Regions from separate parts of the Mus musculus genome. Here region 2 is linked to region 1. A link is a loop called in an ENCODE intact Hi-C map of the cell type or tissue named here. Cell type or tissue: left cerebral cortex. All regions are shown on one strand. Each heading gives the region's core, and the rest is flanking DNA. Links, peaks and the distances in the headings are about the cores only.

The links. Hi-C counts contacts between places; a loop is a spot of excess contacts. Peaks named below come from ENCODE experiments on the same cell type or tissue, not always from the same donor. Only the 100,000 strongest peaks of a DNase experiment are listed, where the experiment ranks them.
Region 2: a loop joins it to region 1, with 8 times the contacts of the local background. A loop is called at or near these places in 16 of 42 quality-filtered maps.

Annotation. Positions count from the first base shown.
Region 1 is chr16:45,958,425-45,974,725 of GRCm38, reverse strand. It overlaps Plcxd2 (phosphatidylinositol-specific phospholipase C, X domain containing 2), which reads left to right. Exons shown (of 4, transcript NM_001134480.1): 3 at 2,376-2,617; 4 at 9,552-15,465. The coding sequence ends at 9,708. It overlaps Gm15638 (predicted gene 15638), which reads right to left. Exons shown (of 3, transcript NR_152226.1): 2 at 7,750-7,852; 3 at 3,356-6,089. Among named protein-coding and RNA genes, the nearest start is that of Gm15638, 21 kb to the right of the region's middle. In left cerebral cortex, for the core only: a CTCF peak has its summit at 7,023 (motif pointing right); DNase peaks (open chromatin) are centred at 4,293 and 7,051.
Region 2 is chr16:45,677,804-45,694,104 of GRCm38, reverse strand. Tmprss7 (transmembrane serine protease 7) reads left to right here and starts at 447. Exons shown (of 18, transcript NM_172455.3): 1 at 447-498; 2 at 3,140-3,347; 3 at 7,664-7,794; 4 at 9,467-9,534; 5 at 10,503-10,696; 6 at 12,494-12,532; 7 at 13,357-13,585; 8 at 14,713-14,843; 9 at 16,139-16,251. The coding sequence starts at 451. In left cerebral cortex, for the core only: a CTCF peak has its summit at 9,131; DNase peaks (open chromatin) are centred at 7,069, 7,598, 8,594 and 9,111; H3K27ac peaks cover 2,307 bases.

The DNA of each region.
Region 1 (16,301 bases), core at 3,122-11,121:
GAGATTCCCCAATAACCCTCAGATCAGACTCTCCAAGAAGACCAAGGGGGAAAGAACAGAAAGCGCCTCTCGTGTGATATGTACTCATTACACATTTTCTGAGGCAGAATAAAGTTGAGTACTGCCCTCTAGTGTGTGGACGCACAGCCTGGAGGCAGGTGTCTTGGGTACCACCTGCTAAGCCTGTCACAGGGTTGCTGGGCTTCCTGCCCACCCCACCCCCAGCTCCCCAACCTTGCTGCCCAGGGCAGCTCTCTTTCGGGCTTCACCCTTCCAACCTAACCAGTTTCAGTGCCAGCAGGAAGTCTTTGGGTCTCCCCAGCAATCTGCTTACAGTGAGCCTGTGATTAACCTCATTAACGCCTGTGTTTACCACCGTCACCATCAGAGCTCAGCATTACTCAGAACCCCTAAGAACCAGGAGGGTAGACATTACTCCATTGGCAGCCCCTGCCTCTGGGCATTCACCAGGTCTGGCGCCTTCATCATCACCTGAACACACTGGAAATGGAATGAACATATAGAATCCCACCCCCATCCTGAGTGCCTGAAAGGTTACTCAGAAGATTACAGTCCACATGGTAAATGTGAGCCAGGCATTCCTCTCGGAAGAGTTCACCCGTGCCCCTAAGGGGAAAACTACAGCTCTCCTAGAAAACCACACAACAGAGCTCAGAACTGGGGCAACCAGAATAGCAATCCTCTGGCCCCCAGCTGCCTCCCAGAAACTAATTAATGCTGTGGCTATAGCTTGCTAATTATTTTCAGAATTACTGGCCCCACTGGAGGCTCGTGGCCTTTACCAGGTCTTCCCTGGTACTGGTGGCACATTGCTCCCCTCTCCTGGGATGGGTAACTCTTTCATCAGAGTCAGTGCATACAATTGAAAAATCTATTCACTCTCAAATAAGTTCTCACTGTTTATCTAAACTCCGAGAGCTATGGCTACTCCAAGTGTCAATGTCATGAGCACTGGAAACATGATTTCTGAACCAGACTGGATTCAGCCTGATACTCTGAGACTTCCCAGGGACTGTGTGAGGACAGAATGTAATGAGGCTGTGTCTGGTTGGTTAAAAAAAAATAACCACAATTAAAAACTACATCTCTTCAACTCACCTTGAATAAGCACCAGTCATATACACTGCCAGTAGGATCTTGTTTCTGCAGGGTTGACCCTGCCTGTCAAGTTTCCTCAAGGATGTAGCCTGGTCACGTTCTCTGCAGATTGCCTTAAAATATGTTCATGCTTCTCACTAACTCCTAGTTAATGGAGCTTATTAGACCCTATCAAAATCATTTAATGTATTTATCATAAGGCTTCTACATTAATTTCTTACAAATATGTTCGTTATCCAAATAGGCATAGTCCTTTATTTCTTATCAGTTTCCTTTATAATCTTGTCCATTTTGTGCATTTATTAAAGAAATATCTGTGAGAAGTTGGTCAATGGCCTTATCATGTGCATGACCAACAAGGTAATACCCTCTGAGTGAGACAGCAAGTTCTCAGTAACTCTTTGTTTCTTTACTTTTTAAAAATAATATATAGGGCCAAGGAGGTGGCTCAGTGGGTAAGGCACACTACCATAACCTAGGTCCCATTTGCTTGAAGGTGAGAACTAACTCCCCAAAAGCTGTGTTCTGACTACTACGCATGTTCTGCAACAGTTTGTGTACCACTGCATCTCTCTGCCATTGTACTAAATAAATAAATAAATAAATAAATAAATACATGTGATAAAAAAAAACATTATCTAGGCAAAACACAGTTCTCACCTCAAAGAGAATAAGAAATAGTTTGTTATTGAGCCAAATAGGAATGGGATGGGAACAGAGACTCAGGTTGCCTGGAACAACTTATGTATTTGATTAGCCAAGAAACTAAAGAAAGCCCTAAGACAAGACATTTCTTAACATTAGTAGAGACCACAAGTAGGCAGGGTATAGCAAGAGAAGTCATTACAGGTTTAGGATGCAGCCTATGGACATTTCTGTTCTTGGAAGCTGGTGATCTGCTCTGAATACATGACAAAGGCTTTAACCTGATAGTTAAAAGGATGTCAGGTCAGGCACAGGTGTGAACAATGAATGGCTATTGAAAGGAGCAAGGCTAGCCTAAGATAGTTTGACTGTAGACTCCAACCTTCTTACGTTCCACAGTCATGAAGTTCTAATCTGTCGTTTAGCCATGTAAAACCTTGCACAGAGATAAGGCTCCCCGACACACACACACACACACACACACACACACACCTCCCAGTTTTTGTGAACAATTCTGCTACTTCTGAGCATGTTTGTCCACCTCTCTCTCTCACTGTTCAACTACTCAGCTTTTAAATGCTTCTGTCCTTTTTCTGCTCTGAACATTTTAGGTTCTCATTTTCTACCACTGTCCCTTCTACAAGCAATACCCATTCCTGTGGCCAGGGAAGAAGATTCCGGCACCCTGGGCAAACACCACGAGTGTGCAGAAACTGATCCTCTTCTTGGAGACCACCCTGAGTGAGCGAGCTCCACGTGGGGCCTTCCATGTCTCCCAGGCCATCCTCACGCCAAGAGTGAAGACTATTGCTCGAGGCCTGGTGGGGGGCCTCAAGAACACACTAGTTCACAGGTAAGAGGTGGCTCCTACCCCACGGGTAGGGTTTGTCTTATTGTTTCATTGGTGGTGGTAGCTGGTTGATTGTTTGGTTTGGTTTGGTTGATTGGTTGGGTGGTTGAGTTGATTGGTTGATTAGTTGACATTTTTGTACAGTTTCGACTGGCCTTGAACTCACAATCTTCCTGTCTTTGCTTCCCTGATACTGGACTTACAGGCTTACATACTTAGTGCTATCCCCCAGAAGAAGTTTCACACATACAAACTCCCTCTCCCTCTCCCCCTCTCCCTCTCCTCCTCCCTCCTCTCCCTCCTCCTCTTCTTTTTCTCCTCCTCCTCCTCTTCTTCTTCTTCCTCCTCCTCCTCTTCCTCTCACCCCCTCTCTCTCCCTCTCCCCCCCCCTTAGGCTGTGGAGATAGCTCCATTAGTAAACTTCTCTTACAAGCATGAAGATCTGATTTCTAGAACCCTTGCAAAAACAATTCAGAGCACAGTGAGCCCACGTGATCCCAGAAACCAACAAGTAGAGAAGTAGAGACAGCTGGGTGCCTGAGGCTAACTGTCTGACAAACCTAACTTAATTGGCAAGTTCCAGGCCAGCAAGAGACTCTCTAAAACCAAATGGATTATATCTAAAGAATGAGAGCCATGGTTGTCTTCTGGCCTCCCACACAAGTACATACACATGTACCTACACACAACTATATCTGCACACACATCTCACACACACACACACACACACACACACACAAACATTTAAATTGATTTTATTCTGAATAAACAACAGTAAAACTTTGAGAATTACAAAAACATAAAACACACCATTTTGTAAAGCTGTGGATTCTAGGGGTAGTATAGGAATAGCACTCTAAGAATCCTTTGATACTTTATTAAAATGTTTGCACTATTCCATAAATATTCACTATATTTTGATACTATGACAAGTACTCTGAGCCAATGTCACCCAGTGGCTTTTTTTGTTGTTGTTGACACACACCCATGGTGATCCTCTTACTGCCCACACAGCTGACTGGGATAATCACTGTTAAAAAGCACTAAATAAAGTTTGTCATGCTTCATGCTAGGGACGGTGGGATGGTCCTCCAGGAGTTTGTTCTTTCTTCTTTCATGACCATGATTGAGTCTTGAGTACCATGCCACAGCCTCAAATACTTGGGCTAGGATTAGGTCTGATATACGTATAAACGAGGATGATCCAGTTATTTTGTATGAGATGATATTCTTCGTCCTGGGCACCAGTGAATGATGGATAGAGGATGGCAAGAAAGCATATTACATGTATATGAACATTTGGGTATATATGTAGATTGTTTATGTGTATAAGTGTGTATGTGTATACATATTTGTACATGTATGTGTATAATGTATATGTGTATATATGTATATGACAAATATGTATGTAGAGGGATATTATAAATTCACTTTTCAGTAGGCTATCCTTTGTAAAACAAGTTGAAGAGACATGTATTTAGGTTTTTTAAAAAAGATATTTACAAGTATCTGTTTAGTTCTTGAGTTCTAGGTAGTGACTAGAATTTGAATAATGAAAGGTGTGTTTAGTCACATCACATGTCCAGTTACATGCCCAGTCATATGCCCAGTCCGTCAGTCACATGACCATTTACATGACAGTCACATGACCAGTCAGTTACATGCCCAGTCAGTCATCCACATGCCCAGTCAGTCACATGCCCAGTCACATGACAGTCACATGCCCAGTCACACGACAGTCACATGCCCAGTCACATGACCAGTCTGTCACATGTCTAGTCAGTTACATGCCCAGTCACATGCCTAGTCACACTCATTTGGTTCTGAGTTTGAGAAACATGGTTTCATATAATAGCCATGTGCTTAGTCAGGTGTTTTAAAGGCAAGCAAGAACAGTGTTCTTGCTTTGTGCTGAGAACTCCTGATAATGTCAACCATGGACTGAAGATGGGCTCATTTCCACGCAGCCCTTCAAAGTCTTAACGAAATTAACTGTGTTCAGCTGGCCATGGTGCTGCACACCTGCAATCCCCAGCAGTTGGAAGGCTGAGGCAAGGGATTGTGAGTTCAAAGCCAGGAGAAGCTATGACTAGGCTAGATGCTAACACTCTTTGGGAACAAGGGTATGGTAGAGTGAAACCCTGTCTGTAGCCCAGGCTGGCCTCAAACTGACTGCTTGCAGTCCTCCTGACTCAGTCTTCAAGAGTGTTGGGATTCTAAGTGTGAGCTAACAAGCGAACCAAATGAAATCAAATCAAATCAAACAATCAACCTTAATTCAGTGTGATATCTCTTAAAAGGACCTAGAATTATGCGTTTTTTTAAAAATATATGTTCAAGTTCCTATTCCATTTTCTTCATTCTTTGTAGCTTAATGTTACTTACTCATTCAGTAAAAGTGAAGTTTTCTGTATGTTCAGAAAAACAGAAAGAGTACCTGGGAAGAGGCAGATGGAGAGACACAGAGGACTCCTGTAGCCTTTGCCCCATAGTCTTTTAGCAAAATCTAACATGAACATTTCTATACCTGAGTGAAGACCAGTCCACTGCAAGTCTGTGTGGGCCGCCAAAGAGGCTATTTCACACGAAGGATAGGTCCTTTATTCTGAATAAAAGGCACCCTTTTGCAAATGCTTTTATTTGATTCTTAAATCCGGGCCAGTGTTTTGACGTGGAGAAGGGGCATGCCATGTAAGGCCCCTTGTGGGTCCTAATATACGACAGTATTCAGGGAAGCTAAATGATCCAGCATCACAGATTACAACTAAGATTACAGCCCCTGTGAGAGCCAAGAGCCTGTCAGGTCTGCCGGGCTTCCGTCTGTGTAGTGCTGGGCACTGCTGTGAGCAGAAAGAATGTCTAAGCTTAATTTCCTAGTGTTTCTAGGCCCCCGTGATTGAGTTAGTAGTCCCTGGATCTAGTCAGTTCACACTAGTTACAGCTGGTAATCCACACTCTCACTAGTCTCATGTCCTGCTTTCTTAGTCTTGCTGCCAATGAATGATGCCTCTCTGTTTAATGGTCAAGAAGATGAGCGCAAAGGCAATGTCTCCCAGCTGGTAGTGAGAATGTGTCCCTCAAATGAGTAGCTCTCTTGGCATCCTCACTGTTTCTGGTCATGGGAATATTAGGAGTGTGATCCTACATTCCTGTGCCTACACATCAGTGGAGCAGGAACGTGGCTGTGGTTAGGAGTCTGTTCCCAAGTGCCAGCAAATCACATGACTGTCATTTCACAACTGAATAATCGTGGGCTCTCCCCCTGAGCACCAGCGCCCTGAAGGCTGTCTGTACTGGCTAACTGAACAGGGATGCTACATAGCTGATTCCGAGCACTGATCAACAGCTCAAAGCCAGGGAAGATCCAGTGTGTCTTCCTACTGGGGACCAGGTAGTTTCCTTGGTAGGAAGCTAATTCCCAACTTTCAGATCCACTTGGAACATGAGAGTCTCTTGTTCACGTTGGTTCATCACCCTGGAAGAAAGCCACAAACATATATAGACAATTCAGCCTGGATTTCTGTTGTAGCTTTCCTCAGACTGGAAAACACCTGATCCAAAAGGCTCGCAGTGAGTCAGAATGCAGTCAGGAGGCCTGGAGTTGAAACCTGTAGGGTCCCTACTAATGTCATTGAATTATGTCCCCTCTCTTCAAATTAACCAGTTTTAAAATAATAATATTAAAATAATAATTCAACCAGGTTTAGTGGTGCATACCTTTAGACCTAGCACTCCAGTGGCAGAGGCAGACAGATCTTTGCGAGTTCAAGGCCACCCAGAGCTATGTACTGAGCCCCTCCCTCAAGTTAAGGTGAGTACATTTAGAGACATTGCATTTTAAAGAGAGAATTAAGTTAAAAGGCTATTACGGTGGGTTCTAATCTACTCACATTGAAGTCCAAAGGAAACTTAAACCCAGAGACAATAGAAGAGAAGCAAGACAGTGTAAGCCTGCAATCCCAGCATCCATGCAGAGGAGGGGACAGTCAAGGTCATCTTTGAAAATGTAATAAGATCTCCAAAAGCACGCAAAAGGCAAGAGACTACAGGAATATGTGTGTGCATACAGAGAAAATGACACATAGGTTGCTGAGGGGAGGGCATGAGGAGGAGGAAATCTCCTGCAATAGAGAATAAGGGCTTCAGAAAAAACCCAGCCCAATAGCATCTCAACCTTGACTTGTAGCCTCTAGAACAGGGGAAAATAACTCCAGTTCTTTGAAGTCAACAGTGTATATGCTGTTATGACAGAGTAAGTGAGCTAACACAGTCCTCTGGACAATCGGGTGTCCCTGCACATGTCCTTGAGGTCTCTGAGATGAGCTTTTCTTCACCACTTAATCTGGAAAGTATGGATTTATAGTCTGCAAAGGGTCGGGGCTGCCTCTACCTGGCAAGTATCATTCCCCCAGAATGACCAGCAGGTGGCGCAGGATCTCCAAACATAGGTTCTGGCCAGGGATCCTTTGAATCCTAAATGTTACAAGCTCACTACTACTGTGTCTTTCACGTGGGACGGATGGGAAATTTTGGCCTTTGTCTGAGAGTTCTGTGTTCTTCAACCCCGCTTCCCAACTTCACAACTTCGTTGTGTGGATATATAAGAGGTTTCCTATCCCTACTCCCCCAAATGTTTCTCTTTCGACCTCTTTACTCTTTCCTTTATGATACCTTTCCTTTGCCAAATACACGACACTGCTCTAAGCAGCCATTGCTCTGAACACTTTCCATATACTATCTTTCTGATTGATCCTGTTTCACAGGGAAGAGTAGCTGACAGACAAGGAATTGTAGTCAGTTAAGATCATCAAGCGTCCCAACTAAAAGTAGAAGGACTTTTGTACCACAACCAGCTAATACAATTTTTTTCTAAAAAAGTGATTTGATCAATAAGACTATTTCAACTCATGGCAGTGAAGTCTCTGCTGACTGAGAGAAGAGCTGAGGTCTTAACATCACTTTTTCTAGAAGACTACGAAATGAGGGTACATCAAGCTTCAGTGGAGGATAGAAATGGGGTGCGGGGAGAGCCAGAGAGTAACAGAAGAGAGGGACGGACCATGGATGTTAGCTAGAGCAAATCCAACCCAAGGGATTCCTAGACGTGCAATAATCAACTGTAGGCCAGTTTCTACCTTCCTTTGCTGGGTATTTCGTGAGCTGTGTTTACTGTTACAAGATAGCCAGTAGCCTTGATGGTTCTTCTCTTCCTCTGTGGCTCCTCACACGTAGGTCACACTGGAATGAAAGTGTTATTTACATCATGAGCTCTGAGCCTCTGACACACCGGAAGTCTTCTGTTTATCAAATAACCCCAGCAACTGTATTCAAGAGACAGCTGATTAAATATTAATCTACTAAAGAGCCATGAGCAGTACGAGGATAACTATCTCTGTGGAAAGTGAACCCTGGCCTTTTGTAAAAAAAATTAACTGGTAGTTTTTAAAAAGTAAGATAAAGGTGAATCCGCTGAAGCTTTCAGAAGGAACTGTGGAAGGAAGGAAATCTTTGTGAATTGGAAGTGAATGTGTTTCTTAAGCAAATCACAGAAATTTAAAAAAAAAAAATGATGGGGGATTGGAGGGATGGCGGGAGTTACGAGCACTCACTGGAGAGGTGGCTAAGCCGAAGACACAAGTTCAGCTCTCAGCCTATAACTTCAGCTCCAGGGGATCCAACTCCCTCTTCTAGATTCTGTGAACACCTCTGCACACACATGCACATACCACCATGAGGTCACACACACACACACACACATGCATACATACACATGTACATGCCCCCATAAGGACATAGCCACATAAATAAATCTTTTTAAAGAAAAAAGATAACAAATTGCACTCCATCAAAATTAAGAAATCCAGGCTTATCAAAATATTTTGTTGAGAAAAATACAAGGTAAAAGAAATGTCTGCCAAATATATCTGACAAAAGGCTAGTATCCCAGATGTAAAAATGTTTCTAAAACTTAACATTTAAAAGAAGAAAGAAGGAATAATATCAAGCCATATTGTGTGAAACTCTCAGAGAACAAATACAAAACTGGAAAATAATAAAAAATGATTAAAAAGTAGGTGGAAGAATTGTTAAAGTGATGAATACATGGATACTTGCAAGAAAAGGGCACACAAATCCAGTCTGTATTCCCAGCAATCCTTCTGCTTCAATCTTCCATAGGCTAGGATCACAGACATGCATGAGTGGCCACACTTATTTTAGAATGACTAGATTTCACAACAGTAATGGGACCAATTTTTAGGGAGAACTTTAACGGTCCGGAGCTTTCCTGTTCTGTTGTTGCAACTGTAAAGTGGGGTGGCCCCCTCGAGGAAAGCTCTGGCAGTTTCTTATAAAACTAAATATAAATAAACCCTTGATTTTTATCCAAGTAAAATAAAAGATGATGCCCATAAAAAAGACTCATAAAAGAATGCCCATAATAGTTTATTCATAATGACTGCGAATTAAAAACAGTCTGTGTGCCTATCAATAGGAAAATGGATAGGTTGTGTTGTATTCATACAGAACGACGGTGATGTGCTGATAGATACGTGGCAAGCAAAATAGTAAAATAGCAAGAGATAGGGGCGGGTCCATTTACTGTAAAACCTCATTCAATTTGCCATCTGTTTGAATTTTTTTATGAGGAACCCTAAGAACCTAACAATAGAGGACTGATGGACTCTGTGTTACGAGGTCCTTCCTGTTAATGTGGCTGTCCATTTGATGCTAGAAGCAGATAGTCATTTGCATAACAGAAACCTTGGAGAGGTTAGTTCTGGTGGAAGCCTGATCAGTATGCATGGAGATATAAGGCTTATGTGTTTCTGACACACATTGTGTCGTGACAGAAGCGGCTCATGCCCTTTGCTGCTCTTGTCACTTTAACCCTAACTATCTGTTTATCCTCTTTTCACCTAACCCTTTCTCCATGTAGGAATCTCCCTGCCATCCTTGATTGGGTGAAGACTCAAAAGCCTGGCGCCATGGGTGTCAACATCATCACATCTGACTTCGTGGACCTGATAGACTTTGCCACGACTGTGATTGAGTTGAACGACCTCCTAGAGGATCGAGCTCTGACTAAGTGTTGAATTCATGCTTTGTTTAATTTGAGGTTGAGGTTGTTGATATAAGGTAGGATTCTAGAGGGTTCTAGGAAAGATGACTCACTTGTAGGCAGTCACGGGGAAGTGAGGAAGGAAAAGAAGGCCCTCTCTTTCCTCACATAGCTACTTGGACTTAAAAAAAAATCTAAGGGGTTTCCATGCATTTTCCCCCAAAGACACTTTTACAAACTTAAGTCTAAGAGAAGAATGCATGTTTCCTATGGTTAACATCAGGATCTCCCCAGTGGCTTGTGGTGGCAAATGGAAGATGGAAGCATCCTTTTCAGGTTCTGTGGGCTATGCAACATCCTAACTGGCCCAGCTTCCTCTTGTCTTCTGTGGTCATTTGAGCCTGTGTGAAGACTAAGTCAGAAAGGCATTCCTGGTCAGAAGAATGGCACATGTGAGCGTGGACCATCCTGAGAGCTCTCTGCCATCAACCCAGAGCTCTAAGGGGCTCCTATGGAGCCAAGAACCAGGTCTCTCATGAACTGTACAGTATCACCACTTTCTACGAGAGCAAGATATGTTTATTATCACAGTGCTCAGCCACAGGCTGGCTCTGCATATCTTGGGCTAGAAGTGGGCACCTTTATTCTTCATATAAGCAGTGCACCCTACCCTTGGCATCAGAAAAAGTATTTTCTTATTTTAATGTATTTTGGGCCCTATCTTTAAAATGATAGGGACAGTAGTTGGAAAGTCTTTTCTGTGAGGGCCCAATACAGACTAAACATGCATGTTGGTTGCATGCCAGAGTTCTTTGATTTCGTTCTGTATCCTTCTCCCCAAACGACTATCAGGCAAGTACCTGGATCATTTTGGCCAAGTCCTCTGGAGTGAGGTCTTCAAGCCTGAGAGCAGAATCCTGTCTTATTGATTATCTGTCTGGGACCTGGTCTGCTGCACGACACAATGCTTGTCTATGACACCATGGAGGAGGCTGACACAGGATGCGTGGGAACGTGCAATGGAATTGAAGGACGATGGTCCAAGTGGGTTTGGAGCCAGTCTGTAACTCCTTGCAAACAAGACTACCTCGGGGACATTTAGCATGACTCGTATGTCATCCAGTGAGGGAAAAAAAAAGCAATGCTGGACATTTCTGCTTGTTTTTCCATTTAGTCTACTTCCTGTGAGTTGTTCAGCCAACTGCCTTTGCATGAGGGCTTGGAGACACAAGGGGAACTTTTTTTTTTAATTGATAAGAGGTGCTTTTTATTGATAAGAGCCCTCTTTTGTTTCATTTGCTTTGTTTGAGTATTTATTAATTTATTTATTCATAGAGTAAGGATCTGCAGTGTTCCCTGCCTGAAGAACACTCACAGATGTTTGCTGGACTTTTCCTACCCAGGATGCTGCTGTGGTCATCCACTCATGCACTGCATGGCGCATCTCAGGGGCTGTGAGTGACCTCGTAACTTTGCTGTAGGTGCCCTACCGCAACCCCAGTCCTGCTGGGGACAATGTATAGGTGTGGATGTGATCCAGATATAGGAAGCTACTGCCAAAGGCATGCACAGGGACAGAAGTGAAAGGGTCATGAGAAACTATACTACACAGGCGTATAGAGCATTGGGAAGAGTAGAACTAGGAATAATGGCTGAGCATACACGTGAGTGTGCTTTGCTAACCTTCAGCCCTATTTGAGAATCCCTAAGGAGTGTCAGATTCCACATTCCTAAGGAGGAATATAAACAGGCAGGGCTGGGTGGGCATGCATATTTACAGAGATTGCTGGACCTTCTAGTACTTCTCACGTCTCTCCCTTTGATTGCCTTGTCAGTTGTGCATGCTGCCTGCCGGTGGGGATATCTTGGGTGAGCTATTGAAAACATGCATGCCCCGAATGGCTGACCATCTGACCTTTCTTTCCCTAATGTAATTTAGGCCTTGACTTTTTACTTCCATAGTTCACGGAGGCCACAGCACAAAGGCCTCTGAGAAAACCTGATTTGGCTTCTCCTGTTCTTGAGTTTGAATCCTGCCCAGAGGTGGCTTCTGGAATGTTCTTGTCAAACTTGGCAGAGCCTTTCTGCACAGGGCTTCCTCATTGTGTAGGAGTGCATACCCTCACCATCTTCATTTCCCTTCCGTTGTGATGCTCTACAGAGAGGCTCCCAAAACCTTAGCCTACCCTCAGGTTTTTATTTTTGTTTTTTTATTGTTGCATTCTTTTTTGGTTTTGGTTTTAACTATCAGTTAGTTACAAGGGACTAGATCACTCCCTTCTGTTAACCCTTTGTTACTTGGCAAAGAGATAAGGAGGCAACAGGAGAGGCATTCTGCTCTGTTTTATTTGCGCCTCAGCTTTGTCCGGGTGCTTGGTGCTATGGAGCCTGGTGTGTCAGCACCAAATGGATACCAGTTTCACTTTAAGGCTGCAGACTGTTCTGTGAACTGTTTACTTCGTTTTCTCCCTTTGCTCTTAAATACACAGTTGTATTTCACTTCTGACATTTAAGTACACCTCAGTGTTTGCATCCTGCACCATCAAGTCTAACACAGAAGCACAGAGCACTTCCAAGGCCACGTGTATGGGCCCCTTCTCCCACAGTGAGTACATGAATGTATATCACCGGCTCATCCATGCTGCGTTAGGGTCCCAGCCTCGCTGTTATTCTGAACATCTGAGAGGTAGGGAGAGGATTATTCACAGTTCCTCCCAGGGATTACTCAACTCTGCCCCAAGAACAGGCTTCCAATGTTGGAAAAGCTGCATGCATTGAAGCTGTGCCTTGAAGACCAGGCAGAAACTTAAGTGAATTGGACAGAGAAAAAGTAGAACATGGGCCCCAGAGCTCATTCTGCCATAGTTTTCAAGTGAGAGCTCTGACCCAAATATATCACATGTTCTCTAATATCGGGGGAGTCATTCAGATTTTAAAAAAAGGTTCTCATAGTTATTCAGAATCAACTTCAAGAGCAGCTAAAATGCTGCTTGATTAACTTAGTTGGGGTTCATTCCTGTTTGGAAATTTAACTGGGTTCTTCCTGAACTCTACACCATTCCAACACAGCCATATTTTCTTAATGGCCCAGACCTAGATGCCCCTAGGTCTCTGTGGCTTAGAATGGTGTCTCAGGGCTTGAATACTGAGTTTATCAGAAGTTCCAAGTATGTTATGGATGGAGACAATTTTCTTCGGATTGAATGGAGAAGTCAGGATGGATGTGATGGAAGAGATTGGTGAGTGTTTAAGGATTTGGTCTGAGATCATGGCAGATCTTAGAAGTCATGCAAAAAAAATACTTATATTTGCTGCATAAGATTTGATAGTGATTGTTTTCTCTAGTGCTGGGTCCAGACCCTGAATTTTTTAGAACTGTTAATCTAGAGTTTAGAGTTCAAATCCAATATTTTATATGCATGCAAAGAAAAGCACATGACCTGAGGAGAGATAATGACAGACCTTAAGAATCCTGGATATTTTTTTATAGTCTCATGTTCATGTCTGGAAATTCATGCTTCTATTTAGGAAGGCAATGAAATGAAGCATTCTGAGATGAAATGAAGCTTTCTGATGTGTCTGGATATTTGCATTTTTTCCAGTTGTTAGGGTTAGGGTCAAGGGTCAGGGGTTAGGGTTGTGGTCAGTGGTCAGAGGTTAGGAGGCATCTCCAAAGAGACATAATACACATAAGCACAAAGTGTAAGGTGGAGACCCAGAAGAAATCCAGGCTGAAAGGAAACTGCTGTTTCCTCTGAGAAGCAAAAGGACTGCATGCTGACATCATTTTTATGATGTCCTTGATTGTTTGTTATGTTCTGGGAAACAGAACTGACTAATGAATGAGCCACGGTCACGAGATCTCCCTTAACTGAGCAACTGGTCCTGGGCTAAGCTGTCATTGGTTCTTCCATCTTTAATAATGACACAAATCTCAGGTGGCTGATTCATAAATTACGAGGTCCTAGAGCTCAGCCTGAATGCCTTGTGCTCTAGGGATGCACCCTTAGCATGATTCTCCCTTTTGTGCACATGTGCAGAGAATATGGTTAGAGTCATGCAAGAATGTGGTGCAGGCCGATGGAGTTCAACGATGTGTTGTACGTTTCAGGGTGGACATAATGTGTGGGGCTCAATGAAATCTGCCAAAATGTACATGGGCCCCTGGGAGGCAGGTTTTCTCTAGAGGAAACAGTAGACATTGAGAGTATCAAACATCCAAGCTGACAGGAATCTCATTTGGTGCAGCATAGAAGAGCATAGATGTCCTTGTCAATTTCATTACCTGTCTAGCGAATCTTAACCCTCTACCACAGCTGCTTCCTTGTAGGTGATTCCACAGTTTCATTTCTCAGTAGTGTCACCTTAGGACACAGGGAGAGTGGACTGATTGAATAGCAAGTGGTGTCAGTATAAACTTCTCCTCAATTCCAGAAGGTTCTAATCAGCTTGTGACTGCCCCAAGAGACCTCCTACGTCCACAGCCTTTGGATTCCCCAGCTTCCTGCTGCACACACTGACACTAACGGCCATGTCTCTTGAGCTAGCCTAACTCCGAAGCAACCCTACAATGATGCTATTGATTCTTCCTTTAAAAAAAAAAAAAGGAAAAAAAAAACTATGTCTTAGACAGTGTAAAAATATTCTAAATTTTATCAAACTCATTTTAAAACAAAATGGTTCGAATAAGACAATTCTCTCTTCTCTTTGGGCGAAATTCGGAAGCACATTTGTTGAGGCAACTGCATCAGTCGACTCGAGGCAGTTTCCCATCGTCCTTCCTCATTCCCTTCATAGAAAGCTACTTTTCCCCCTCTTGTCACTAGCATCTCCATCATCTGCCAATGACCGCGTCACAAGATGCTGACAGAGACTCTGCTCTGTCCATGTTGGTGGTTGCTCTTTAGCCTTCTCCAATGCACTATTCTGCCTCCTGATCCCACCCAGTCATTAGAACTATGCTTAATTAGAGCCCTGAAATTGGGACCAATGTTCAATTCATATAGCACAGGCTTGCTCACAGTGTTAAGCCCACTAAGAAGCATAACACTTTGAAAAGTCATATAGGCCTTTGGCAACTCTGTATAGTTGCAATGTCACACCTGTTATCGGTTTATAGCACTAATAATATGTCAAAGATAGATCTATAGTATCAAGATGATAACTCTTAGATCATGTTCTAGAAATAATAATACCTTGCTGCTATTATTACCCCAGTATGAATAAGTATTAAATGCAGATTGTATATGCATTATTTGTATTATGTACATACCAACTGTAATACTTAGCCTCCCTGATCAGTAATTTAAAATTACAGAAATTGTCATAGTAAAAATCAGTCTTGGTCAGTTCAGATAATTTGTGCATCTGATAAATGCTGTAATGGAGATTATATTTTGTCTTCTATTCATTGATTTACACTACGATGCATGTGGTTTGCTAAACTTAAGAAATAATAATCAATTTTTACCAATTTTAAGGTTAGAGATAAAATTGTGCATATATGCTACTTGACACTCTGAGATGTATCTTGTGGCCTGATTGTCAATGTCATATACACTTCACCTGCCTTCTTTCCCTCTAGGAAGTAGTTGTTGAATTGCATCTCTTCTTTCTTGAAACCTGGATTAAATCACTTGATTCATCCTAAACTATTGTGAAGCCACAGTACCTCATTTTAACTGTGAAAAAAAAAAGTGTTAATAGATTTGACCATATGATGTGTTTCCTTGTGTTTGACTTGAGCCAGTTAAAAAGGTTTAAACCTAGTAATAAACATGAATCTTTAATAGCCGTGTTTCCTTGGTTTGAATGAACATTTGCTTACTGACCGACATCTAACTTTGTTTTAAAGAGCTGAAGATTTGGTATCAAGAAGACTCGTCTAAGCCTCTCTGCCATGCCTGGGATGTCAGAGTGTGTGGAATGTCCTCACTGTCACACCTACCACACTTCTCCCAGCTCTAGCCTTAGCACTTCAGTCTTCCTGCTCAAGTTAGCCCAGACCTTAGTGACATCCCCACTTGATCACCCTCTCTGCCTCACCCTCATTTGAGCAATTACTGGATGCAAAAATACTCAGGAGACCTGGCCATGCATACGATGAATAAAAAAGACTAACCTGACCTTTCTGCTGCAGTGGAGATTACAATATTGTCTTCTTGTAATTATTTTTAATGTAATATCTAGGTCCATTTTATCTGCTCAAACGCACTCACCACTTTTTTTTTGCATTATACATTTCCAAAATAATGTGTTATCAAAATCAATTTAGCAGAGATTAAAGTAATTTTGAGCAACAATGCATCGCATGAAACCACATGCTGGAGTTAAAGCTGCCTCTGCGATTTAAGAATGACGCCATAGTAGGAATTTTCTGTCTGTCTGTAGGTGTTGCTTTTATGAATCTGACACACCTGCCTCTGGCCTACTTTCATGTACATCATGATCAATGAATCCCTTTTTTTAAAAAAAACACTAGTATTCATATATAATGTATGACTCAATGAAATACCAGGTTTCATCACTGTGACCAGGCACAAAGACAATCCAATCCTATTATTTCAAAGATATTATTCTCCTTCTTCAACTTCTGAGCAAGCCTTTGGTGGAGGCATTGTTTCTTTT
Region 2 (16,301 bases), core at 5,084-13,083, 280 kb after region 1:
GTTGTAGACTCAGAAAGGCTTGAAGAAGGCAGATGTGAAGAGCAAATGCAAGTGGACCATTCTGACGTTATATTTAAGATGAGGACACAGAGAGGTCAGTAGGAAGCTGTGTGCTTGGTTAACTCAATCTTAATAAGACTTGTCAATATGTTGGGACTGATGGATTGCCTTTCCGATAGGAACTGAGTCCTTGGCTCATCATAGAGCTACATACAGAAACCCATCCTTGTCAGTGACCTGCTGCATGCTAGGTCCCTTTAACTTTACAGTGAAGCAGGAAGACAGCTTCAGTTTCTGAACTGGACCCGGGTGGTAAGCTGATTCCGTTCCCCTGTAAGCTAGCTGAACAAACGGCAACTGCCTCTCCATTCTTTTCAAGCTAGCATGGGAGGAAGCGAGTGAACACGGGCCTGCAGACTTCCCTACGTGGTCACACACACGAGACAGAAAATGGATAAAGAAAAAAGTGATCCTTCCTGCAAGTCCTCAGACCTCAAAGTAAGTGCAGCCGTGGGAAGCCCTCACTCTCCGCTTGAACACTGTGTGCTGCTGGTGAAATGAATCTACGTGGCTGTAAAAACAAAGAAGACAAAAATAAATGCTTAAATTTTACAGTATTTAATAGGTTTTGTGAATGTGAGTTTGTTTTAAAGGACTGTAGATGGTAATTGGTTAATACTGTTTTTAGAAAAGTCCAGGGAAATTGTACTGATTGCTACATAAATTCCACTTTAAAATTTAATCACTAGTGCTAACCGAGACTGCCTATAATATGTTCTGGTACCTAAAGATCCAGCTTAGGCCCTGGCATTCTATATGTGTTGGCATTTCCATACACTTCTTTTACTCCTTCAGGAGTTATGCTTAAAAGTAGCTTTGACGCCACACTTAACTCTTCCTACAGTGGCTCATTTTCTTTCCAAAAGAACAAACTCACCCCTTCAAAAACCCACATCAAATGAAGTCTGTCCAGTTCACTTTCACCATGAGAGATAGAGACAGCTTTTCATTCCAAGGGTTGACAAGGATGCTTGGCAAAGAGAACGAGGGCATCATGAATAATGCAAAGTGTACTTGGCCCCATATTATCCCATTAGTTGGCAGGATTAAAGACTGGAAAATGTGGCAGTTGGACGGGAAGAAGGAGGAAGAGGGTGAGAGGATGAGGCAAGGGTAACAGAGATGGCCAGACAATTTACTTCTTCACCATTGTTGTTGGGTTTTTTTATTTGTTAATTTGGTTTGGTTTGGTTTGGTTTGGTTTGGTTTCTTTTGTTTAGTTTTGTTTGTTTTGTTTTGTTTTGTCTTTGTTTTTTTTTTCCTGTAATGCTGCTGTTAAAAGGATGTGTGTTTAAAAGTTATTTCATCACTGGAGTTTAGTTACCCTGACATGTATAAATCTCTTTGTCTAAGAAGCTAAACTCTCACATGCATTATTAAAGAATTCACAGAATCAAATGACAGAAGGTAGAGGAGAAAATAAGAGAGGAGGAGAGGAAACAGCTAAATAATGCATTTCCCCCTTTTCAAGCAATCCAATGCCCATAAACCAGCAATTTTACCAGCTAGTGAGTCATCTACTTCATTTCTCGCTTTTGTTTAGAAAGATTCTTTTATTTATGATTGAGAAACTGAGTCACCAACCAGTTTAGCGGCTGTCAATGACAAAAAGACAGTGTCGGCATCCAACCCTCCAGGCCAGCGAAAATAATCACACCTCTTTAGTTTGTCTCCCTAGCCCTGCTAGGAAGTTACAATGAGGAAATCAGCATATTCATGTGAGAAGCTCACATGTATGCTTATTTTTAATCTTGCCACCAGACATAAAAACAAGAAATCAAGAGAAAATCAGAATAATACAAGCCTTTAAAGGCCATCAACATCTGGGTATGGCAGTATGTTCTTGTAATCCCAACACCTAGGACACTGAGACAGGAGAATTGTGAGTTCAAGGGCAGCTTGAGCTACATAGGAAGATCTTGTCTCATGAAACAAATGTTCCCAAACCCAATTCTTTCTGACATTCAAATTAAGAACAAGTCAACGCACCAAAGGACATATATACAAAGATGACGATGTCAACCCAGACATCTGCGCATCATAATCCTTTTCTTACTTTTCAACCCTCAGATGTCTTTGTCTGCTTGGCTCCATGCTGTCAGGCCTCTGCTCCATAGTGTCGTTCAATGGGGCTGGAGTGCTAGGAGGTGTGCTCTGTGCTTGGCACACCATCTAGTTTTCTTTTCTTTTTACATTATAAGAGTGCGCATAGGTGGTACAACAATATGAACTAACCAGTACCCCAGGAGCTCGTGTCTCTATCTGCATATGTAGCAGAAGATGGCCTAGTCAGCCATCATTGGGAAGAGATACCCCTTGGTCTTGCAAACTTTATATGCCTCAGTACTGGGGAACGCCAGGGCCAAGAATTGGGAGTGAGTGGGTAGGGGAGTGGGGGGGGGGTATGGGGGACTTTTAGGATAGCATTTGAAATGTAAATGAAGAAAATACCTAATTTAAAAAATTGGAAAAAAAAGAGTACGCGCGTGCGTGCACGTGCGTGCGTGCGTGTGTGTGTGTGTGTGTGTGTGTGTGTGTGATCAGAGATTAACTCTCAGGAATTGTTCATTCCTTTTCCCCTGGCAGTGGTTCTCCACCTGCGAGTCTCTACCCAATTGGCGTCCAATGACCCATTCACAGGGATAGCCTAAGACCATCAGAACACACAAATATTTATTTACATTATGATCACAACAGCAGTAAAATTACAGTTAGAAAGTAGCAATGAAAACAATTTCAAGGTTTAATACAGATCTTCCCCACAACATGAGGAAATGTATGAAAGGGTTGCCGCATTGGGAAGGTTGAGAACCACTGGTTTAGGAAATTGAACTCAGGTTATCAGGTTTGGTAGTGAGCATCTTTACTCGCTGAGCTATTTTGCCTGCCAGCCCTAAGATTCAGGTTTTCTGAGCTGCATACTGTACCTAACTAAAAGCCACTTACACTCACACAGATAGCTTGACTGTTAGGCCGTTTAGCACTGGTGTCTCCTGCATGAGTCACTTCACTTATGCTTGGGATCATCTCTAATCAAGGATTTGTCTTTTTTTTTTTTTTTTTTTTTTTTTTGGACAAGATATCCAACATCTCCATCCAGGTGGTCAGTGTCCCAGGGAAGCTACCAGGGAGAAGACCACCTCGAAAACCCATTGGCAAACCCAGGCCCCGCAAGCAGCCTAAGAAGAGAGCTCCCTTTTGGAATGTTCAAAATAAGATTATTCTCTTCACAGTGTTTTTATTCATTCTGGCAGTCACAGCCTGGACACTTCTATGGCTCTACATCAGTAAGTTAACGTTTAAGTTCCTGTGTGTGTGTGTGTGTGTGTGTGTGTGTGTGTGTAGCAAGTCCTGCCTAAATCAGTAGGCATAACTAGTCTCTGGCTTCTTCTGGTAGATTTTTCCTTCTTTCCCAGACAGACACACTGTTCGGAAAGATGGAGTTGAGACTTTAAGGGGAAAGCCATCAGAATTGTCCACCATTTCTTCTTTATCACCATTGCTTTCTTCCCATGGGTGGGAAGAGGAGGAGGGAGAAGAGATGGGAAGGGAGGAGCTGAAGAGGATGCCCAGGAGGGGTTGACTCGGCCATAAATGCCATGCATTTGGAGCTTTTAAGAAATGAATGGAACACTAAGCTGCTTCATTTCCGCCTTCCGCCCACAGCCTGTTACTAGGCAACCAGAAATTTCCACCTCCCTGAGTCCCCTTTCGTATAAACATCTTTGTCTTCCAGTTATGCTTTTGCCCCTGTGACTGTGTTTTTGTCAATCTGATTGATCCTTTGGGCACACATGGCAACTAAACTCTTTTTTTTTCTTTCAAAACACTTACTAATTCAGCCTGATAACTTGGTTGACCTGCATTGACATTCCCATGTTCAAAATACATTTAATACAAGATGCACTTAAGAGCACATAAGTGAATACATACATGTGGTCTCAGCAGCCCGGCTTTTAATATGGGGCTTCTGACATTCTTATAACATCCTAAATAATTGTAGGTGGAAACATCTTTTGTTATAATATTTTGTCAAGGTCTAGTTCTTTGTTGCTAATACAGAGCTTCTAAGAATGTTGCTTTGTTTTGTTTTGTTTTGTTTTGTCTTGGTTTTCTAATATTTATAAGACAATTGGTAGATGGCAGTGCCTAGAAAGGCAGAGGAACCCCTCCAGGCTGTATCTTCCTGTTCTAGACCATATGGGAAAGAAGAGAGAGGCTGGAAATTAAGTTCAATCATTAGTGGTTAATGACTTAATCAATCATGCCTTCGTAATAGGACATCTGTAAAAACACCTACAAATCAGGGTTCAGAACACTTCTGAGTTGGTGTATTTGCTGAAAGGAGCCATGTTCTAGCCCCACAGGAACAGAAGTTAAGTTTAGGCACACCCAGGCTTTACCCTGATGAACCAATTCACCTAATGGTTCACCTGTGCTCTTTATAATATCCTTTATCATAATCCATCAGTAATGAGTAATAATAATGAAATAAACTAGTATAACAAATTATCACAACTGAGGGTATTATGGGAACTCCTGATCTGTAGAAGCAGCGAGGACTGCTTAGAGGTATACTATCTGTAGTTTATCTGAGGACAGGGTGTCATTATGGGAGTGAGGCATTAACTCTGCATAGTTACATGAAGTCATTGGATACTCATTGCTGTCTGCAAAGAATTGGAGAGTTGCTTGGTGAGGAGACAAAATCCACACATTTGGTGTCAGAAATGCCATGCATAGAGAAGCAGCTTGCCTCGATCTGCTCTCAAGGATATTAAAATGTGATTGTAAGGCAAGAGGTTTCTAGGCAAAGAATCCATGAATGTTCTTGAGTGGTTTAAGTCACTCACCTATCCTTACAAGTTGATTCTCAATAATTTTTTTTAATTAGGTATTTTCCTCGTTTACATTTCCAATGCTATCCCAAATGCCCCCCATACCCACCCCCCCCTAATCCCATACCCACCCATTCCCCCTTTTTGGCCCTGCCGTTCCCCTGTACTGGGTCATATAAAGTTTGCAAGTCCAAAGGGCCTCTCTTTCCAGTGATGGCCGACTAGGCCATCTTTTGATACATATGCAGCTAGAGACAAGAGCTCTGGGGTACTGGTTAGTTCATATTGTTGTTCCACATATAGGGTTGCAGTTCCCTTTAGCTCCTTGGGTACTTTCTCTAGCTCCTCCATTGGGGGCCGATTCTCAATAATTTGTTTGGATAAATCTAAGCACCAAGGCACTCTTTAAAAAGTTACTGATACATTTTCTACTTTTGAAAAGCCCACAAGTCGGTTATCTAAGAAGGATGGGGGTTATTTTGTAGTGTTTGGAAAGGAGCACACCATGGACCCAGAGATGGAATTACAATGCCCCCAGAATGTGCTCCTGAAAGTTCACTGGATGCCTTGTGGGAGTGCCAATGTTGACTTCTGTAATAGGCATGGGACAGGTAAACTAGATACCGTTTCTGAGTCTAAAGAGGCTGGTGGGGTTAGTTAAGACAATGAAGACAACATACTTTATATGAGCACAGAGCACTTATATCCCATAGTTTCCTGGCACCCCAGCTGACATGTTTGCAATACCCTGTAATTAAAGCTTTGGGAAAACATTATACAGAAGTAGCTTATTTGCATAAAAGCCAGAGGTGGTCATTTAATGGAAACAACAATAGAGAACCCAAGAGAACTTGTTTGATAAGCAAGAATTGTTTAATAGAAAACAGGTTAGTTTTGACATATACAGTTAGGTCATAGAGTGTGACCATAAGTAGTGAGGCAGATGGTTAATCAGGGAGACCAACGGGGATTTGTGCACTGTGCTAAGCTAAAAGTATTAAGTAAATATAACTGACTTCAATGTTAAATCCATCATCACCCCACATTGCTGTTGTTCTGCCCCTTGAATACATACTGATCAGAAAAAGATGTGGGAAATATAATGATAATGATGATGGTGATGTGATGATGATGATGATGGTGATAATGATGATGGTGATGGTGATGATAAGTAAAATATATACTTAAGAAGTGTCTCTCTGGAAAAACAAAACCAAAAGCAATTACTAATTTTAAGTGTGAGATTTAGTGGGGGCACTCTAAGAGTGAGGTAAGACAATCTACCAAACGCAATGGTCAAAGAATAACACAGAGAAGACAACCCCCTACTTTCCCAAACCCCAGGCTCTCTGCCTTTACCCCTTTTCCTCATCCTTCCATAGCCTTACTTCTTTGCTTTGGCCTAAGTGACCCCGACAGACCCCATAAGAGGGCTGACCTGCCACTCCTGTGGATTCCATCTTTAAAGCCAACCATCTTCTGTTTAGCTTCACCGGATGGGAGGCCTTATGTTGACCAGAAGATTTTCTTTCTCTATTTCTGCTACCCCTCTCTCTTTTTCTTCTCCACCAAATGTCTTGAGGTCAAAGGTAAATCAGGGACTTAACTATTTTGGAGGTTGAGATAAAACAGTGATTTGCCTTGCATTCCCTCAGAGCGCTTAAGACTGCTGCCCAGGGGTGACAGCCACAGGGAAGGGAGTTACAAAGCCTGTGAGAAGCCTGTCATGGAAGCACAGGACTACAATTCTAGCACTTAGGAGATGAAGGTGGGAAGATTGGAATTTCATGGACAGCCTGTGTTATCCTTGAGAGACTAGTCTTAAAAGACCAATGGATGGGAGGAGCATAGCCCAGTGGAGAGTGCTTAACTCCTACCTGCAGGGCCATGGTTCCCTGCATGGCAGTGAATGCAGGAATCAATAAATATATATCAATAAAATAAAACCATGTCCATAAGATGCTGCAGAGACAGGAGAGAGAAATTAGAAACGAAGAGGAGACTGTGATCCATTGCTATAGTGCTTGCCTACCACCTGTTCAACACCCAGCACTGTGAGGGAGGAGGTAGAGCAAGAGGGCTAGACTCCAATTCCCCCAGCCACCCTCTTTTTTCTCCTGGACCCTGAGCCCATGTAGATGCAGCCAGCCTTGCCTCTGTCCATCTGTCAGCAAAGTTCATGCCAAGAAACCTAGTCTTACAGTTCCCAGAGCAGATCTGAGTAGGAGTGACCCCACGCTGAGCTGAAGGCCATATTGGTAAGGATCAGGGCTCCATATGTTGGGTAGAGTAAGAAGCGTGGACTTATTGCTGCCTATTAGGTCCACAAGTCAGCCAGTAGCTCAGTGGAAGCTCCAAACAGTCAGGAGGTTTCTCCTCTCTTCCCCCACCATGCTGACTGTAGCCCAGCCTGAGGGTGCATGCCCCTTACCACTTTACAGCTTGCAGACATGGAACCCATGAGAGCTGTGTGTGTTATTAACCCGCTAGAGACACCAGAATAAACTCCAAGAAATGTAGCTTTTACCTTTGAATCTTGCCTTGAAGTATTTGCCAGTAGCAGATAAGCTGGGTAGATAAGAGCTAGGATGATTGGCTGCTGAAGGAAAAAAATGCCACTAGGTCTGTTCTTGAGTTTTACAGATTCTGATATGCGCTAAAGTACTTGTTTTGCCTAAGCTGAAATCGTTTTAGGAGACTCCTGCCAACGTGCATCAGACATCGCTTAGCTGTCCAACCTCCCCGCCTTCTCTCTTGTTTTTCAGGTAAGACAGAGAGCAAAGATGCTTTTTATTTTGTTGGAATGTTCCGCATCACCAACATTGAGTTCCTTCCTGAGTACCGGCAGAAGGAGTCTAGGGAATTTCTCTCCATGGCAAAGACAGTACAGCAAGTGGTAAGGACATGGGTGCAGGGGCAAGAGGGTGGGGACCACAGGAGCGGGGGTTGGAAGGGATGGGTTTCTTCAATGCCCTGGCTCACTGGGTTTAGGAAATAGAAGACAGGATGCAGAAAGAAAGCTGCTGGAAGGAAACATAAATTTTAGTTCATCTGTGCTTTAAGATACACGCGCCTTTTTTTTCTCTCTGTTCTGTCCATCTTCACTGTAAGACACAACCACATTCAGATAGCTCTTTCAACTTCTATTTTTCTCCTGTGTGAAATAAAGGATATCATGTGATCTTTAAAACAGCTTCCAGTTCTGAAGTTCAAACATACCCATTAATTTCTACATATTTATTTCAGCATCACCCTGGCCATCTCTTTATGTTTAAAAGAAATGTGCTTTTTATTCAAATAATGAATACTGTAAAATTACTAAATTTTGGAAGAGTATTAAAAGTAAATCATCAGTTTTCAATGTTATTTCCAGAGACAAAGCTCTTATTGTGCCCTACAACGGCATGAGGGCCCTGTGATATTGGAGTATTCTCAGTTGTTGTTATAGAGTGATGTTTTTCTCTTAGCATTGACTTTTAGACTTCCTATGCAAGCCAATGTTCTTTTAAAAGCAAGTGTTAATAGTCCCAAAGTTAACAAATCCCTTTTTATTGGACATTTAAGCTGTTCTCTAGTTATTTTTTTACATTATACATAATACAGAATCAACGCTGTCATGAATTATGCACAACTCTGCTCACTCCCACAGATGAGTCTCTAAAAGCATCTAGGAGAAAAGTCTATTCAGGGCTCCTGGCACAGAGGGACACTGGGAAAGCTTCTGCTAACTTGGACCTCTGCAGCAATGCAGAGGGTTGCCAATGACCTCACTGCAGCAAGAAATGAGGAGGGGTTTGAAAGTGACAGCCATGGTCAGGTCACTTCTTACTGACTGCCAAGAGCTACAGCTGGAAATCCTTCACCTCGCATATACCTGCAGCGATTATGCCTCAAATTATGGATATGATGCAGGCAGGGAGAATATAAACCAAACCAATGGAGGCCCAACAGGTTTAGGCAATGTATGTGTGTGTGGTGTGTGGTTACTTTAAACTTTATAATCGTTATATTATTTTCCACAATATTATAGAACTTTTAGGATTTGGGCATCTGGGTGGGTATTTTGAGAAGAGAATGAGTTTAGCTTTAGGAAAGCTAAGTGAAGACAAAGAGGGTAAGTTGAAGACAAAGAAGGTTAAGTTGACTGAAAAAGGTTTCCTTTGAGTTTTGGGTCAGCTGGTCTGGGGACAGTTGGCCCGACTGTGGGCACCACGCGCCGCCTTGTGGCTAATATTGGAACTTATCCTCGAGAATAAGCAGATCTGAAGCTATAGATAAAATGAGTTTGATTTTTTTTTTTAAAACCACGGAGAAAACTAATAAAAGGAATTGAAAGAACCCAGAAGTTAAACTCGATGACAGACTTTAAACAGAAAAAATGGGTAAGAATAACTGACAATTCTAAGAACTGCTTCAGAAGTAAGGACTGAATTAAAACCAAGAGATACTGTCTGGGTTTGGAGTTAGAAGCCTTCTGTTTGAAGCCTGCTTTCCCCTCTACTAGCTGTTGGAGTGTGGCCCTAAGAAAAACAAGCTTGAAAGAATTAAGTTAATCTCTTTATTTTCAGGTAAACCTTGTTTATACAACATCTGCTTTCTCCAAATTTTATAAGCAGTCTGTGGTTGCAGACGTCAGGTAATGTATGCCCCTGCTTCAGGAATTCTTACCATTCTTGCAATAAAATCCCCAACTCAGAGATAATTTGTTGGTGGTGAATACCCCCTTTAGCAAAACTAATGACCCAACTCTCAGCTGGGCTGTCACACCAAGTTTGTTTTAAATTTACCACGTCTGCCTTTCTCCACCTAGATGTAATCCCAATTCCAGCCATGCTAGGGAAAATGTTCACAAACATGGACACCATGGTGGGTGGATGATAGATACAGGAATAAGGCACAGGCCACTACTTTCCAAAACACGTTCAGTGAAAAACTGGCCACTAGGTATTGTCTGAGAAGAAAAAAGAATCTCATGGTAAAATAATATTTATTTAGGAAAAATTGTGCTCTGTCTACTACAGCCACATGTCTCCACCCCCAGTATAGCTGCAGAGACTCATAATCTCCAGGAGTATAGTAAAGGTATTGAGACACCTTCGAGGGAATCAAACTACTTGTTTTCCTTAACTTGCATTCCCAAAGTTATTTACTGCAGAGCACTGTCATATTGAAAAGAAAATTGGACTCTGTTTTTAGATCCACTTCATATTGGCTGTGTGATATTTGTACTATACTTGTCCACAATTTTCTCATCTGCAGAAGTGGAATGTTAATAGGTCAATTGCATGAAGCAGATTTAACACTGGGTGGAGACACTGAATTGGGTAGTAACTTCTGGTTGGATACCCTTAGGGGAATCTCTGTGGAGATGCAGCTGTGCAGTAATGTTTCCAGATTTGAATCCCACACAATGATTAGATCACACATAGCATGGGTTTTCTCTTTCAAATCCTTACAGCAGGTTGAAAGACAACCTACGGAAGGGCATTAGGTTCATTTGAAACGTGTGCTCAGTGACCTTGAATCTGTCAGTTTCTATGGTCCTGGGCATGTCTGCATTCTATAATGTAGCCTTGAACATTTCTTTCTCTCTTTTTACTATAGCAGTAACAACAAAGGCGGTCTCCTGGTCCACTTTTGGATTGTGTTTGTTATGCCACATGCCAAGGGCCACATCTTCTGTGAGGAGTGTGTGGCGGCCATCTTGAAGGACTCCATTCAAACCAGTATCATAAACCGCACTTCTGTGGGGAGCTTGCAGGGTCTGGCTGTGGATATGGACTCTGTGGTATTAAATGGTGATTGTTGGGTAATTCTCCTTTAAGCATTCTTCAACATCACGTCTGATACTCACATTATCACTGTTAACATCGTAGTAGAGACTCTCACGATCCCAGGAGTAGAGGATTAGCTGGACTTTGGAGCTATTGCTGCTGAAGGGGCTTCTTTAATGCTATACCCAGTATGACTGAAAAGTAGAATTGTGCACAAATAGATGCAAAATTATATTTAGTAAAACGTGCCCTTTCATTCAGTTATTAAGCTGAGGCACGTTCAGAGTATGTCCCTAAGGAAGAAAATGCTAGAGTAGAAGAATTTTACTGAGGTTTAGCTTATTTTCCTTGCTGTCCTCTTATTGTTGGGGACAGAACGTTGAGTTTGGTCTCTGGACAAAGTGACAGGTATTAAAAGGCTTTCCTAGGCAAAGCAAAGGAGGAGAATAAGAGAAAGGTCACGTGAGTGTTCAATGATGGGGAGGGACTGCATAGCATGAAAAGACGAGGTGAGCACACAAGGGTGGGGGAGGCGAAGTGGCAGTCATGAGGGTTTTATTACAATTATATTTTTATTTGTGTGTGTGTGTACATACTATGGCACATGTGTGTAAGTCAACTTGTGGGAACTGATTCTCTCCTATTCTGTAAGGGTTAAGGTCAGGTCACCAGGATTGCCATCAAGAGCCTTCATCTGCTGAGCCACTTTGGTGGCTCCTGGGTCTTTGTATATTGAGCCTTTGGAGGTTAAGGTGGGGTCAAGGTGACACAGACTTTTGTGTGTGAAAACGAGCCCACACATGTGAGAATAAAATCCCATTTTTTAAAGTTTTTACACATTTGTGTTTAGTGTGGAATATACTGCCATAAAAGTGTGTTATACACCTCTCCAGGTGCAAGTGATGGGCCAGGTGCCTGCCTTTTGCCCTGAAAGGTCTAGTGTTGTTTCTGGAAGATCACGTTGCAGTAGCTTGTAGCAGGACACACATATGGCCTAAGAATTAAGATGTGTATTTGGACAGGGAGAAAATAGATAACCAAACATTATTATCTTTTTTGCCTCATTGAACTAAGGAGAAAAATATGTGAATGCACTGTATTTGCAGTTATTTATTTATTTATTTATTTATAACTTTGTGGTGAGTTAGAAGCTGGTCAGAGGTTTCCTACTATTGCACAAAGTCCACCATTTGAAATCTGCCTCCCCAGCCCTATTCTCTAATGCCTTGCCTACACCAGTGCTCCCAAACAGCCTGTACCGTAGCCCCATGGAAATATGCTGTCACCATTTGTCTTGCCAGTGCAACATTGTATTACTCAAATTATTCTGCAGCTATCTCTGTTGATATAAATTTTACATGTATAAGTACCAATTATGCACACAGAGATATACTAGATTTCACACATATACTAGATATACAGTAGGTGATGGTATTTGGTTTGAACAAATGAAAAAAAAATCTCAAATAGAAAATTTCACACTATATTTGCTATTTCAGTCATAGGACTAATTACTAATATTTATATAGTTGCTTTCTCACCCTTGAATTGTTTAAAATTTGTAACTATGAATTCAAGGAAGCAAATAAAATAGTATGCTGATTTCTCATAGATGCAATGGCTCTCATCTCCTGGCTGCCCTATTTTAGCTCTGAACCCCTAAATAACTCTACTCATCCCTGGACTCATCACATATCTGATATGTGAAGTACAACCCATATCAGATGTATCTGATGATCTTAAAGAAGAAATGAGAACAATTTTTGTAAAACAATGAACTTTTGGAACTAACAGTCTTTTTTCTATACTCTTTCACTGCAGCTGGGCTCCGGTCAGATTACTCTTCAGCTGTAGGATCTGGTAAACTCATGACTTTCTTCCTTACCCCCCCTATTAGTGCATATATATGCATATATGTATGTGTATGTATATGTGTATAGATATGTGCATATGCATATATATGTATATGCAATATATACATACATATGCATGTGTATTGTGTGTGCTATACTTCACTTTTCTAATGATGTGATCTGTTATTTTTCTTTTAGTTGTGAGCGACAGCAATGTAATTGGCTTTAGCACAAAAGAAACTTGATTGGCTTATGTATTAAATACTAGAGACAGATATGGGCTACATTTGAAATCAAGTTCTAAAAGGAAATGCTTAAGGGACCCCATATCTCTGCCTTTTTTATTCTGAGGCTTTGCTCTCAAGCTCAGCTTTCATTGTGGTAGCAAATCAAAGGTTCGGCTTGATCAGTTCCTCAGTCATAGTGGAAAACTCCTGCAATCAGACTTTATGCAAGTTTTTGTAGACCTTCTGAACCGAATCCCGATATGCAGACTGGGTAATGTACCCAATCCTAAGCCAACTTCTTTGAGTGTTTAGCCAGTCTGGCCATGTGTCCGATTATCAAATCAGAGGTAAGCCTCAACTAAACTATGGGCTAAGTAGAGGCAGTTTCTCAAAGTAATAGGTTCTGTCACCAAACGAGAGAAGCATAGAGTTTAGACTGGCAAGGAAAACAAGTGACCTCCGTATGACGGCTTTTGCTCACTACTCTTCTATAGAGGTTTCTAGAAAGGTCATGCATGCCTTGAGAAGAAGGGTTGGTGGAGAGGAGGGCAAGGAGGAAAGGGAGAGAAAGAGGAGGAGAGACTAAGGAAGGTTCTGTCCACAGACAACGGCTGCTCCCGGTACTTGTATGCAGACCATCTGACCCTCCGCTACCCTCTGGAGATTTCCGCAACCTCGGGACAACTAATGTGTCACTTCAAGTTGGTGGCCATCGTGGGTTATCTGATTCGTCTCTCCATTGAATCCATCCAATTGGAAGCCGACAACTGTATCACCGACTCCCTGACTGTTTATGACTCCCTCTTGCCAATCCGGAGTGCCATTCTATACAGGCAAGCTGAAGGCTCTCTAGTTGCTGGTGAAAAGGGTTTCCATACTCTCTACATACAATTTCTTCGCCTACAATAACTAAGTACATTTACAGTGACAATGACTGATCCTGATACCCCTGATACTTTAATACCTTTTAAGTATCTGTAAGGTTTTACGTTTGTTGTACACTTGTAGTAACAAGGCTCTCTAAGTCCACATAGTTAAGACTTTGGACAACATATACAATATATATCATATGTTTTGTGTAATTTGACTTTCACTATAAATTAAGTAACAGCCATTAAACTAGTAAAGCATGAGAATAAATGTCCAATGAAGATTAAGTCACATTAAACAATTAAAAATTTCTTTAATTACAAAGATAGCATGTGCTCATTATAGAGCAAAACAAGGTTAGAAAAATTAATCGCAATTACTTTACAAGTTTATTCTCCAGCAAATTTCTGTTATAATTTTTACAAAACTCTATTTATCCATATATTTATTAAATACGCAAATACTCATCCGTATCTTAATTTTAAAATTTAATAGTAAATTTCTATTTATGGGTGCTTATTGTCCAATAGACTAATGATGGCAATTAAGCTTTATTTAGGTACTGTGTTAAAAGGATATGTGAATTACCTTATTTTTAATATTTATACATATCACAGTGCTTTATATATATGCATATTTATATTTTGGTGAGTAACATACATGCTAATAGTCCAAACATGACTTATAATATGCAATGAAGAGTAAGTTCACTCACGTTCCACCCCCGCCCCCCTCAGTAATGGTTAGCTTCTTCTCATCCTTCCAGACACTTGGAACTGTTATCTCATTTTGATCTTCTGAGCTCTGATCCATCGAGCTAAGCTATTATACATCATTATTATATCTCAAAGGGAGTCCAAGGATGGACATTTGAGAAAATTCTTTGGTAGCATTACTAGACAAATGCATCTACATCTCTGTAAGTTCTATTCCATATGTAGATTCCTATAGTTACTCACTGATGAAGGTCTGACTAGCAGAGACTGACACAGAAGAACTGAGGGCTGGCTCTAGAAATCTGTGGGATGTTGTAGTATGGAGACCCATTCATGAAATAATCGGTTATCCATGTATTGTTATCTGGTTTCAGAATCTGTGAACCCACAAGAACACTAATGTCCTTCGTTTCTACAAATAATCTCATGTTGGTGATACTGAAGTCTCCTTATGTGCGAAGGCTGGCAGGGATCCGAGCATATTTTGAAGTCATTCCAGAACAAAGTAAGTCTCCTCCAATTTAAACAGCTTACTTGTAATCCTTATTGAGATGCTGTGATCTTTCTGTCCTGGGACTGCGCTGTAATAGTACTTGTGGCAGTCAGAAGCAGCACATGAATCCAGTAAAGAACTGCTAGGATAAAGATGTTCATTAGGTAACTCTTTTGAGCAAAGGAGAATTGAAAGTGCATTTGGAAGAGCAAAAAGAAGATTGGAACTAATGTGATCAAGAGGTTGGAAGAAGGGGTCTGTGGCTGAAGCTCTGGCCTCTCAGCAGGTACCACTGCTTACCTGCTCCTGGGGTCTCTCTGAATCCAGAACCATGCTTTAAAGAAAGTAATCACATCCAACAGGATCATAGCTAAAATGAACATTAGAAAACAAGTTTACTGTATAAACTGATGACCTGACTGCCCTGTGGTATGGTTAAATGGAAGGTTTTTATGGTGTGTGTGTGTGTGTGTGTGTGTGTGTGTGTGTGTGCGCGCGCACGCGCGCGCGTGCATGACAGAGAGAGAGAGAGAGAGAGAGAGAGAGAGAGAGAGAGAGAGAGAGAGAGAGAGAGAGGAAAAAAACACGGAGCAGAAAGTGTAAGTCGTAAATGGAACATGGCCAATAGACTGGACCTTGCCATGAGAAAAACAGGAGCCCAGCCGAGAGATAGAGAAAGGGAGAGGGAGAGGTGGGAGAGGCAAAGAGAGGGAGAGGAAGAAAGAAGCAGAGAGGGAGGAAGATAGATAGATAGATAGATAGATAGATAGATAGATAGATAGATAGATAGATAGATAGATAGACAGAGTTATGAGGAGAATGAGTAGCTAGGGGAAGGGAAGCCAGTGAGTTGGAAGGAGGAGGAGATGAGAGGGTTGGTTGGGTAGCATGGATTTTGAGAAGTATAACAGGTACCTGTGATACTGAGGAAGCCTGGAGGCCAGCACCCACTTTGGTATGCTAGTAGGAACCACAGATAGCCATTGGTCCATTCTGCCAGGGGTAAAGGAAATAACTTATTTTGATAGAGGGGACCTGGCATCACAAGTTCCCGAGGAATGCTGGCTTTTATCTAACCTCCAGAAATCGTCCTAAAGGCCAGACTGCTTTCTCGATATCTGGACTGTCTTTTGGAGTCTTGAGAACTAGAGTTTCCTTTGGACCTAACATTAACTAAGTATCCTTTGGGTGCAATTTCTCTGAAGAGATAAAGATTGAAAACTATGCAAATGTACACATGTAAAGAAATACATGCAGCCATGATCTAACCATACCCATCCTTGTGTGTGGATACCTCCTTCTTTCAGAATGTGAAAGCACAATACTGGTCAAGGAAATCAACAGCTTTGAGGGGAAAATCTCAAGTCCGTATTACCCAAGTTACTATCCTCCGAAATGCAAGTGCACCTGGACATTCCAGGTAACCCAGATCTTCCCAGTATCTTAAGGGAAAATTGCTCTATTTTAGGA